Linked DNA regions of Mus musculus: region 2 is linked to region 1. A link is a loop called in an ENCODE intact Hi-C map of the cell type or tissue named here. Cell type or tissue: heart. All regions are shown on one strand.

The links. Hi-C counts contacts between places; a loop is a spot of excess contacts. Peaks named below come from ENCODE experiments on the same cell type or tissue, not always from the same donor. Only the 100,000 strongest peaks of a DNase experiment are listed, where the experiment ranks them.
Region 2: it touches region 1 in a loop (2.5-fold over the local background); 2 of 42 quality-filtered maps call a loop at or near these places.

The regions. Positions count from the first base shown.
Region 1 is chr11:69,578,944-69,583,943 of GRCm38, reverse strand. Wrap53 (WD repeat containing, antisense to Trp53) reads left to right here and starts at 4,695. Exons shown (of 10, transcript NM_144824.3): 1 at 4,695-5,000. The coding sequence starts at 4,892. It overlaps Trp53 (transformation related protein 53), which reads right to left and starts at 3,585. Exons shown (of 11, transcript NM_011640.3): 1 at 3,429-3,585. In heart, a CTCF peak has its summit at 2,362; DNase peaks (open chromatin) are centred at 2,433, 2,723, 3,603 and 4,583; H3K4me3 peaks cover 3,973 bases; H3K27ac peaks cover 3,620 bases.
Region 2 is chr11:69,679,932-69,684,931 of GRCm38, reverse strand. It overlaps Senp3 (SUMO/sentrin specific peptidase 3), which reads left to right and starts at 2,962. Exons shown (of 11, transcript NM_030702.4): 1 at 2,962-3,269; 2 at 4,082-4,789. The coding sequence starts at 4,093. Tnfsfm13 (tumor necrosis factor (ligand) superfamily, membrane-bound member 13) reads left to right here. Exons shown (of 13, transcript NM_001159503.2): 9 at 194-272; 10 at 400-447; 11 at 599-714; 12 at 940-1,078; 13 at 1,588-2,355. The coding sequence ends at 1,697. It overlaps Tnfsf13 (tumor necrosis factor (ligand) superfamily, member 13), which reads left to right. Exons shown (of 6, transcript NM_023517.2): 2 at 194-272; 3 at 400-447; 4 at 596-714; 5 at 940-1,078; 6 at 1,588-2,355. The coding sequence ends at 1,697. It overlaps Tnfsf13os (tumor necrosis factor (ligand) superfamily, member 13, opposite strand), which reads right to left and starts at 2,900. Exons shown (of 3, transcript NR_166809.1): 1 at 2,785-2,900; 2 at 259-528. In heart, a CTCF peak has its summit at 1,987 (motif pointing left); DNase peaks (open chromatin) are centred at 481, 1,981, 2,911, 4,401 and 2 weaker places; H3K4me3 peaks cover 3,108 bases; H3K27ac peaks cover 3,670 bases; H3K27me3 peaks cover 147 bases.

The DNA.
Region 1 (5,000 bases):
GCATGAGCTCGACACACACTCACACACACACACACACACACACACACACACACACACACACACACACGCACACACGCACGCGCGCGCGCGTACTCAGTGTGATAAAAGATGACCATTATGTTTGATTTAGTTTTATTTTGTACTCTGAGACAGTCGCCTCACTCTGTGGCTCGGCTACAATGGCACTTCTTCTGTTGCAGCTTCCTGACCATTGGGCTTGCAGGTGTGAGCCACCACATCTGGTTTAAGACTGTTTATGTAACTAAAACGTGGATACAAGAGAACATGGTAAGTGTTTATTTGGCAAACTTTGAAATAGCCTAGTAGTAGCCCTCTCTTGCACCAAGACAAAGACAGTGGGTTTACTTTTATCAGCCAGAGACAAAAAAAAACCAACCAACCAAGACGTAAAGATGCGTGCCCACCGTTACCTTCCTTCCTAAAGCTTACCAGCTTTTTATCCAGGTCTCAAATCGATACCAAATTAATAACTAAGGAGTCAAATTTACTTCTGTCCCTTCCAACGTCACTTTCTCTAAGGAACCATCGCTTTCGCACCTTGGAAAATGTCACTTTTGGAACTTATTTCCCCCTTTCTTGAGACAGGGTCTCACTATGTATCCCAGGCTGGCCTTAAATTCATTACTGTCTTAACCACAGTAGTGCTGGGATCCTAGGCATCCAACTTACTTCGAGGCTTGTCCCAACTCTAAGAAGCCAGGCGGTGGTGGCAGGCACCTTTGATCCCAGCACATAGGAGGCAGAGACAGTTGGAGGCCAGCCTGGTCTACAGAGGGGAGTCCCAGGACAGCCAGGACTACACAGAGAAACCCTGTCTCAGGAAAACAAATTATGATTCGAACAGAATAAAGGATTGCGAAAAAGGACGGAGGGCACAGTCAGTCGCCCTTTCTCCGTCTCTTGAAGTATTCCCAGGAGGTTACTGCTGTGAATGACATAGATTTCTGTTTGATTCCAATACAGCAATCCATGGACCAATGGCACTTGGTCAAGCTGGGTTTAACCTGTTTTTTGTGGTCTCAGGATTTAAACCAAGGGTATCATGTTTGCCAGGTGAAATAATCTACTCCAAGCCATATCTCCAGCTGTTTGCCTTTCTGAGACAAGGTCTTGCTAAGTAGCCCAAGTTACCTCAGCATCCCAAGAGTGTTAGCATTAAAGGCACGGGCCATCGAGACGTCCTCATTTACCCATCAGGAGAAAGGCCAGTAGGCTCTGGTTTGCCAATGTTAACTTTTGTACTCTTTCTCTGTTTTTGAAGACACTCTCATTTATCTCAAGTCAGCTTACAACTACCCAGGGAAGGATGACCTTGAACTCCCTCTATGTATGGTCTGGACACTGTGGTCTGGAACTCGAGACTGTCGAGGCTTCCCACTGCTACTCAACTGTAGCAGCAGGTTATCTTGTGTCAGTGTGAATATTAACATACGTGACATATTTTTCTTTTTGAGATAGGGTCTCCTTGCATATCTTTGGCTGGCCTGAATCTCTGATATTGACCTGCCTCGGCCTCCCTAGCTTTGGGGTTAAAGGCTTGCAGCACCCGGTCCCAGTCCAGCCTGGCTCCTTTTTTCAGTCAACACGGTAACATTTATTTGAATAACATTTACAGTGCAGGGTCATATGTAAGCTACAGATGATTTAAGCATAATTTAAGTGCATATACTACCCATCCCAGACATTCCCAAACCCCTCTGCAGTAAATTATTCAGAGAAGAGAAACTGGAAGAGCAGGGTAAATATCTTCCAAAGTTGTCTTTATGTAAAAAAAAAAAAAACAAAAAAACCAATTTACATATATCTACATTTGTAAACAAGATGGGGCCTAGGGGCACCTCCTTTTGACTTCGGGTTGGGATCTTTTAACATTCACAAGAGAGTCCTTCACTAAATCCAGTCAAAGAGATTGCAAGAGCAGGGAGGCTATTTGCATAAGAAGGCATCCCTGGACCGCTGTGGCTGTCCAGTCTAACCTTCACAGCTAGGGTTCCCTTCGCGCGTCAAAGTTTAAGTGAAGTCATTTGTATACTTTCTCAATGAACTGGAGGATCTAGTCTTCCTTACGGCTTTACAGCTGAAGCCACGAAAACAAAGTCCCCCCGCCTCCCGGTCTACCTATCATTTATTCTTTAGACCGAAACTAAATCTTCAGATGGACAAAAAAATTTACTTCCCGATCCAAGTGCAGTGTGGAAATAGTATTTTTACAAAAGAAAAAAAGGCACGCACGATGTCTGGTGCGCGATAAGAAACTGTAATGAAATGACCTGTTCTAAAAATTGAAGTGGCGGGGACAGGCATAGCCCACGCCCAGGCAGAGTCCCGCCACCTCCCGCTGGGAAGAACCGGATGGTGCGGGCTGACTGCACTTAGGACCGCCGGGCGCCCGGGGCCCAAGCCCGCCCCTTCCGCTTTCAGGACGCGCGGAATGCGTTAAGCAAGGGAATGGCTCACCCTAAAACCGGATACTCGGTAATTTGCTTTTCCGGCAGGAAGAAACGACCTATCGGCGCACTCTTTTAAATAAACACCTCCTCCTTTGCAAAAGCAATAACCAAGTAATCCAGAAAAATAAGATGTCGAGGACAGCAGTTTTCCTCCTCAAACCACAGAACCAGCCTAGAATCCATTTCTCCCCTTTCGCTACTCCCCCGTCGCCGGGCGAGCAGTGATCTGCTCCGAAAACAAGAAACCGGAAATGCTCCTGCAAGCGGCAGAAACGTAAAGGAGCCAAACAATAACAGGGCCGGCGGGCCTTTCAGACCAAGAGGCTGAGTCGGGCCCCGAGGGCAAATACTTCTGGCTAGCACCGCTAGTGCTTCAGGCTTTTCTTGGATTTTCTTCATCTAGCAGGGTCGAGAAGCGGCTGGAAAAAAAAAGAAATCACTCCAGGGACAAAGGTCCGGAAGTTGCGGGACCTTAGCAGCTAAGGCTCCCCGGATCACCCCGATCTCATCCAGGAACGGAACCCAGGGTTTCATTAGGATGCTATGGGGGGTCTTAAGTCTTAAGCTATGAATCTCGAAAAATCTTAAATCCTGGTGCTTTGTGCATGTTATTTCCGGAGCTTCCATCACCTAGCAGCGGGCAGATAAGTGTGTACAACGCGTAGCGGAGAGAAAACCCCTTAGGCCATCTCAGTGGTCCCTATATGCTCTACTTTGCAGGTGCATGACAGTGAGGCTCGTCGGTCCTAACATCATCATCATCAGCTACCCTCACTACAGCATCTGACATATACACTCCCGTTCATCCCGCCCGCCAAGCTTCCATTCCGCCCATCTCCATCGCGCTGAGTCCCCCCACTGCCCCACCCCCAAACCCCACGGTTTTCTCTAGTTTTATGGATGCAAACGGAGAGAGCCAGTGACCGAGAGGTCTCGTCACGCTCATCAATTACTTACCCAGTCTTCGGAGAAGCGTGACACCCTGCTGGGAAGGAGGAGGATGAGGGCCTGAATGCTAGGTGCCCCCTAACTGTAGTCGCTACCTACAGCCAGGATGGTCCCAATGAACTGAAGCTACAGAACTTTAGCCAGGGTGAGCACGTGGGAGGGGAAAGTCCCAATCCCAGCAACCCCCGCGAGACTCCTGGCACAAAGCTGGATAGTCGCCATAACAAGTAAGGGCAAGTCCTTCCGTGGGTTGAGGGCAAGAAATGGAGGCGGGGACTTGCAGAGTCAGGATTCTCCCTGAGATGTTGCCCTCAGCAGGAACGCTTTGTGAAAAGTCGTCTAAGATATAGAGCTGTGAGGGCAAAATGGGTGGAAACCGATTCGGAGGACTCCTGCCTCTGTGTCAAGTATAAAGAGTGGAAAGAATTAAGTTTTTATCGTAAGTGGACCGCCACTGTTCTGAGCTCTGTGCTCTTTCCTATCCAGCTAGATAGTCATAGCCATCTTTTTGGATTTTTAAGACAGAGTCTTTGTAGCCAAGGCTGGCCTGGAATTCGCGGCCGTCTTCCTGCTTTAGGCCTTCCAAGTACAGGGATGAACCAACACGGGCCCCTAAGTTCTTTTTCCCCTCATTAGCTAAAATGTCACTTTAGAAAGGCTTTTCATAGTATCTCAATCTAACGTGTTCTCCGAGATACTTGGTATCGCACCACCGTGTTTAATTTCCTGTACAGTCCTTATCACTCTCTGTAAAGACTGTTTTCACAGCCTTTAATTGCACAGCAACGAAAACTTTATGGAGATTAAGAACTAGAAAACATTGCTATTTTTTTCCCAATGCCTTGTATAGTCCTGGGTTAGGCAGTAAGAACTTGATAATAAATGTCGAATGAATGAAGGGAGGGCGGGGGAGAAAGGGAAAGAGAGGAACAAGAAGGGGGGAGAGATGGGGAGAAAGGAAACCTGAGGTTACGGGATTCAAAACAAGATAGTCAAGAGGGGCAAAAACTGTAGAAATTATGCGCCCTCTGCAGGCCAGGGAGGATAGGCGCTTTAAGAATTACCCCCAGGGGACGGTAGGGGGCGCTCGTGTAGTTTTCGCCAAGGCCCAGAGTTCAGACTACAACTCCCAGAAACCTCTAGGAATTCTCCAGCGCTTGAGGTGTAGGCAAAGTCGTTCCTTCCCGCCTTCCCGCTCGGAATCGGAGGAGGATGCGGAGAGCCTATCGGAAGGTGGCCCGACTCCCGCGAGAGCAAGAAGCCCTGGCGGCGCCTAGCGACCCTAGGCGCTTGGCTTTGGACACTCGTTCCCTGGTGATTGCTTTAGGTTCGGCTTACATTTTCCGGAAGAGGAAAGCGGACTCCGGTCTCTGAGCATCCCTGGGAACGGTAATGCACTCTAGCCTCGGCAGCTGGTAGCCGGCTCAGCGAGACTTGCCCGACCTCTGCCTTCCGGGGGCTTACTCTACAGAATGAAGACGTCGGAGGAGCGACTCTTAGCTCCGGATAGCCTCCCTCCTGACCTGGCCCCAGCTCCGGTACCCCAAGGTTCCCCAGCGGAGAAAAATACAGACTTTGAAC
Region 2 (5,000 bases), 100 kb before region 1:
GGATCTAGATTTGGAAGTCAAGGGAACAGCCATTTAAGGAAAATAAACACCCTGAAAGGCAGTCAGTGCCCAGATCAGGGGCCTATGACAGATACATACATTTCAGTTATTCCTGGTGTTGAGGAGGGCTGGGAAGAAGGTTGTCTGAGACCCTTAACATCTTAGTCAAACTCTGGCCCTCTTTCATGAGCAGAGTCCTGATGTCCTGGAAGCCTGGAAGGATGGGGCGAAATCTCGGAGAAGGAGAGCAGTACTCACCCAGAAGCACAAGAGTGAGTGAGCCCTGGGGTTTCGGTGCGGTTGGCGGTGACCCAGGAGCACGAGGGATGCGGAGCAGGGCTGAGGTGAGGGTGGACTCCAGGGCAGGTCAACACTGCTGTTTCCTCCTTCTTTCCTTAGAGAAGCACTCAGTCCTGCATCTTGTTCCAGTTAACATTACCTCCAAGGGTAAGCACTATTTTAAATAACGGCACTGTGGGAGGGGCACCAACCAGGAACTGTGGGGCTGGGGCCAAGAGAACCCTAGAACTGAAAAGGGAGAGAGCTCATGTACTGAGGGTAAGGAAATGCTGACCTGCACACTCCTCACCTCTAGCAGACTCTGACGTGACAGAGGTGATGTGGCAACCAGTACTTAGGCGTGGGAGAGGCCTGGAGGCCCAGGGAGACATTGTACGAGTCTGGGACACTGGAATTTATCTGCTCTATAGTCAGGTAATCCCAGATAAGCCCTGAGCCTGCCGTGTGGACATGGAGACTGGCTTGTCACTCTTCTTTCTATGTACCCTGTCTGTAAGGAGGGTTTTCCTGATCCCTCTGCTCATACTAAACTTAGAAAACCCCCTCCTTATTGCCTGGCTCCACTGCCAGTGCTCCTGAGGCCTCCAGGGACTGAATGGTGCCATCCCGGTTTTCTTCAGCGTCTCCCTTCTCTGACAGGTCCTGTTTCATGATGTGACTTTCACAATGGGTCAGGTGGTATCTCGGGAAGGACAAGGGAGAAGAGAAACTCTATTCCGATGTATCAGAAGTATGCCTTCTGATCCTGACCGTGCCTACAATAGCTGCTACAGTGCAGGTGAGAACTGTGGGCTCCGTGGAGTGTTGATATGAGGTAGCAGAGCTGACTTGGAGTGGGGAGTTAGACCAGAGAGTTGGGAACGGGGGTGGAGAGGCAAATCTGAAGACTCAAGAACAAGATGCCAAAGTCCTTGCAGGGAGAAAAGGCACCCGCCTATGAACAACTAGGTTCGTGCCTATAATCCCACATATGAAGCCCATGTGATAGGTTAGCCTAAAGTTCAAGGTCAGCCTAGGCTACAGAGTGAGACTGCCTTCAAAATTCAACAAAGCCAGTGAGACCGCTCACTTAGGAAAGTAACTTGCTCCATCCCTTACATCTCACCTCCTGGGTTTGATTCCGAGAACCCACAGAGCAAAAGGAAGGAACCAACTCTCAAGCTGTCTTCTGATCTCCACACATGCACATGTTCCCCAACAAAAAACTGAAAACATAAAATCAAAATGGAGGAGGGGCTGGAGCAGGCAGAACGAAGCGTCTGAAATGTTTTTTTCCCCCACCCTCAGGTGTCTTTCATTTACATCAAGGGGATATTATCACTGTCAAAATTCCACGGGCAAACGCAAAACTTAGCCTTTCTCCGCATGGAACATTCCTGGGGTTTGTGAAACTATGATTGTTATAAAGGGGGTGGGGATTTCCCATTCCAAAAACTGGCTAGACAAAGGACAAGGAACGGTCAAGAACAGCTCTCCATGGCTTTGCCTTGACTGTTGTTCCTCCCTTTGCCTTTCCCGCTCCCACTATCTGGGCTTTGACTCCATGGATATTAAAAAAGTAGAATATTTTGTGTTTATCTCCCACACAGCCCCAAATTCTTTTGTTGTGTGTGCGAAGGGGGTTTTGCGCACTGTGCCAAGCCTTGTCCACTGGAATGCATCCAGAACAGCAGCACCATCTAGCGGCAGGTTGAGGAAAGACTATGGTCTCTGCTAGGGAAAACCTTATCCAACTCTTCAAGTACCCTCTGCTTCAATTAACAAGAAGCCCGGCTTTCAGTATTTCACCTATTGCGTCCAAATTCTTGTTACTATCTAGAAAAAGATATATGTTAGGTGCCTCGATATGCATGCCATTCATCCTCCCCATTCTCCTATACACTTCCGAGCTGGGCACTGAGCTTTACGCCTTAAATCACAGTACTCGGGAGGCAGATCTCGATGAGTTCGAGGCCAACTTGGTCTAAATAGTGAGTTCCAGGCCACCCAGGGGTTACAATGGTGAGACCCTGTCTCAAACAAACTAACAAACAAATAAACGAAAGGCTCTCCACGATCAGACTGGTATCCGGGAAGTTTGTATGTACTGGACGCCCTGGCACACCGGTCGTGTCTCACTATTTAATCACGCCCTGCTTAAAGTTTTTGTTTTTTTTTCTTTTTTCGTTTTTTGAGACAGGGTTTCTCTGTGTAGCCTTGGCTGTCCTGGAACTCACTCTGTAGACCAGGCTGGCCTCGAACTCAGAAATCCGCCTGCCTCTGCCTCCCAAGTGCTGGGACTAAAGGCGTGCGCCACCACGCCCAGCTGTTTTTTGTTTGTTTGTTTGTTTTTAAAAACAAAGCCCTCAAAACCCAATGTTCGGCCTCCGTTTTCCTAAGCGCCTAGCTTTGGTCCAATCCTTGCGGGGCCCCTGACATTCTGGCCATGCACTGGGAAGCCCACTAGATCACCCAAAGCTCAGGCCACGGAAGAGCAGGGAGTACCGTGTGGCTGCGACGTAGAGCGTGAGGCTAGGCGCGACACGCAGGCGTAAAAGAGCGAGCCGTGGGACTGCCACACGCGGCAAGCCAGGCGACTGTGCGCAGGCTCGGCTCCGCGTAGAGCTCGAGGGCGGGACCGTCCGGTGGCCTAGACGCGCTGAGGTAGGCGGGACTGAGCACGAGCCGGCGCTGCTCGCCGGGTGTGACGCACTAATTGCGCGCCGCCATCGGCGGTGGGCCTGGGGCTCGCGGGAGGGGAAGGAGGAGGAGGGGTGGCGGCGGTGCTGGAGGTGGAGGTGGAGGTGGAGGCTAGAGCCGCGCTAGAGGCGGCCGCAGTGGGGCGGCACGAGCATTGGCTTCGTGAATTGAGACGGCTCCGCCTGAGGATAGCAGGAGTGGCGGGGTCGCCGCCGTCCGAAAGATGAGCCGGAAAGCCTAAGTCGGAGACAGCCGCCTTGGGGCCCGTGTGCCCGGCTTCCCCGCTCCTGGTGAGGACGCCCCTTCCCCTCCCCCCGCCCTTGTGGCCTCTTCCATTTCTGGTCTTCGCTCGCACCTAACTGGGCCCAGGAAGCCCTTTAAAGGACTTAAGACTGTTGTGTGCCGAGTCGCCCGAGCTTTCAAACTATACTGGGGCCGGGAAGCGATCAGGTCTCCTGGGAGAAGACTGGAGAGGGGCCGGTCTGCCTGGCCCCCACGGCTCCGTTCTGTCCCATCTCCTTAATTCGGTCGCTAAGCACCGATTCGGTTCGCTTGCAGTTTTCTTCAACGTTTCCTCTCATCACTCCATTTCCTGAGCCATTGCCCTCGCACCACCCTCCCCCATACCTGAGACGTGTGTGTTCCCCCCCTACCCCCATATCATTCCAGGGCGAAAGGGAACTTCCCACAGGGGACCAAAGTTTTCCTGGTGAAAGTTGTCTTCCCAGGTACCTGTGTCTGGGTTCCTGTGCTGAGCCATCTCTCTTAGCAAAACAGCCTTCAGACTTGTCCCAAGGACATCCATAGTAGCATTAAAGCTGAGCCTGGAAATACTGGGTTTCACCCAAAGAGCTTAAAAATAAAATATCTAAGGCCTACCAGTCAGTCATTTTCTTTTGTCTTCTCTACCTGGACAAGGGACGAAATGATGGCAGAGTCAGTTCCTTCTGGACGAGGTTGGCTGGGAAGAGCTGAAGTTATGAGTTTTTAGATTTGTCTTTAGCTGTATCTGAGATTAGAGGGACAATGCTGAAGAACAGTTCCGATCTTGGAGAAAGGAGTAGGGTGTCCTCAGTTGGATAATCAAACTTTTGTTTTACAGGGTACTGAAAGATGAAAGAGACTATACAGGGGACCGGGTCTTGGGGGCCTGAGCCTCCGGGACCCGGCACCACTTACTCAAATCCCAGGCGAGAGCGTCTTCGTTGGCCCCTACCCCCTAAGCCCCGGCTCAAGTCCGGTGGTGGTTTTGGGCCAGATCCTGGGTCTGGGACCACAGTGCCAACTAGACGCCTCCCTGCCCCCCGGCCATCTTTTGATGCCTCAGCTAGTGAAGAAGAGGAAGAGGAAGAGGAGGAAGATGAGGAGGAAGTAGCAGCTTGGAGGCTACCCCCTAGGTGGGGCCAACTGGGGGCCTCCCAGCGCTCTCGAGCTCTCCGACCCTCTCATAGAAAAACCTGCTCACAGCGCCGGCGCCGAGCCATGAGAGCCTTCCAGATGCTGCTCTACTCAAAAAGCACCTCGCTGACATTCCACTGGAAGCTTTGGGGGCGCCACCGAGGCCGGCGGCGGAACCTCGCGCACCCCAAGAACCATCTCTCACCCCAGGAAGGGGGTGCAACGCCACAGGTGCCATCACCCTGCTGTCGTTTTGACTCCCCCCGGGGGCTACCCCCACCCCGGCTGGGTCTGCTAGGTGCTCTCATGGCAGAGGATGGGATGAGAGGGTCTCCACCAGTGCCCTCTGGGCCCCCCATGGAGGAAGATGGACTAAGGTGGACCCCAAAGTCTCCTCTGGACCCTGACTCGGGTAAGGTGGGAAATGGGAAGGGTGATGAGCCTGGAGCACCAGGAGTTTGTTGCCATGGTGAGCCTAAGAAAAGCAGAGCAAAGCTTCCAGAATATCCGTGAAATGATCTTAAGCCTTAATTTTTATTAATTAATTAATTAATTAATTTAGTTTTTTTTTTGAGACAGGGTTTCTCTGTGTAGTCCTGGCTGTCCTGGAACTCATTCTGTAG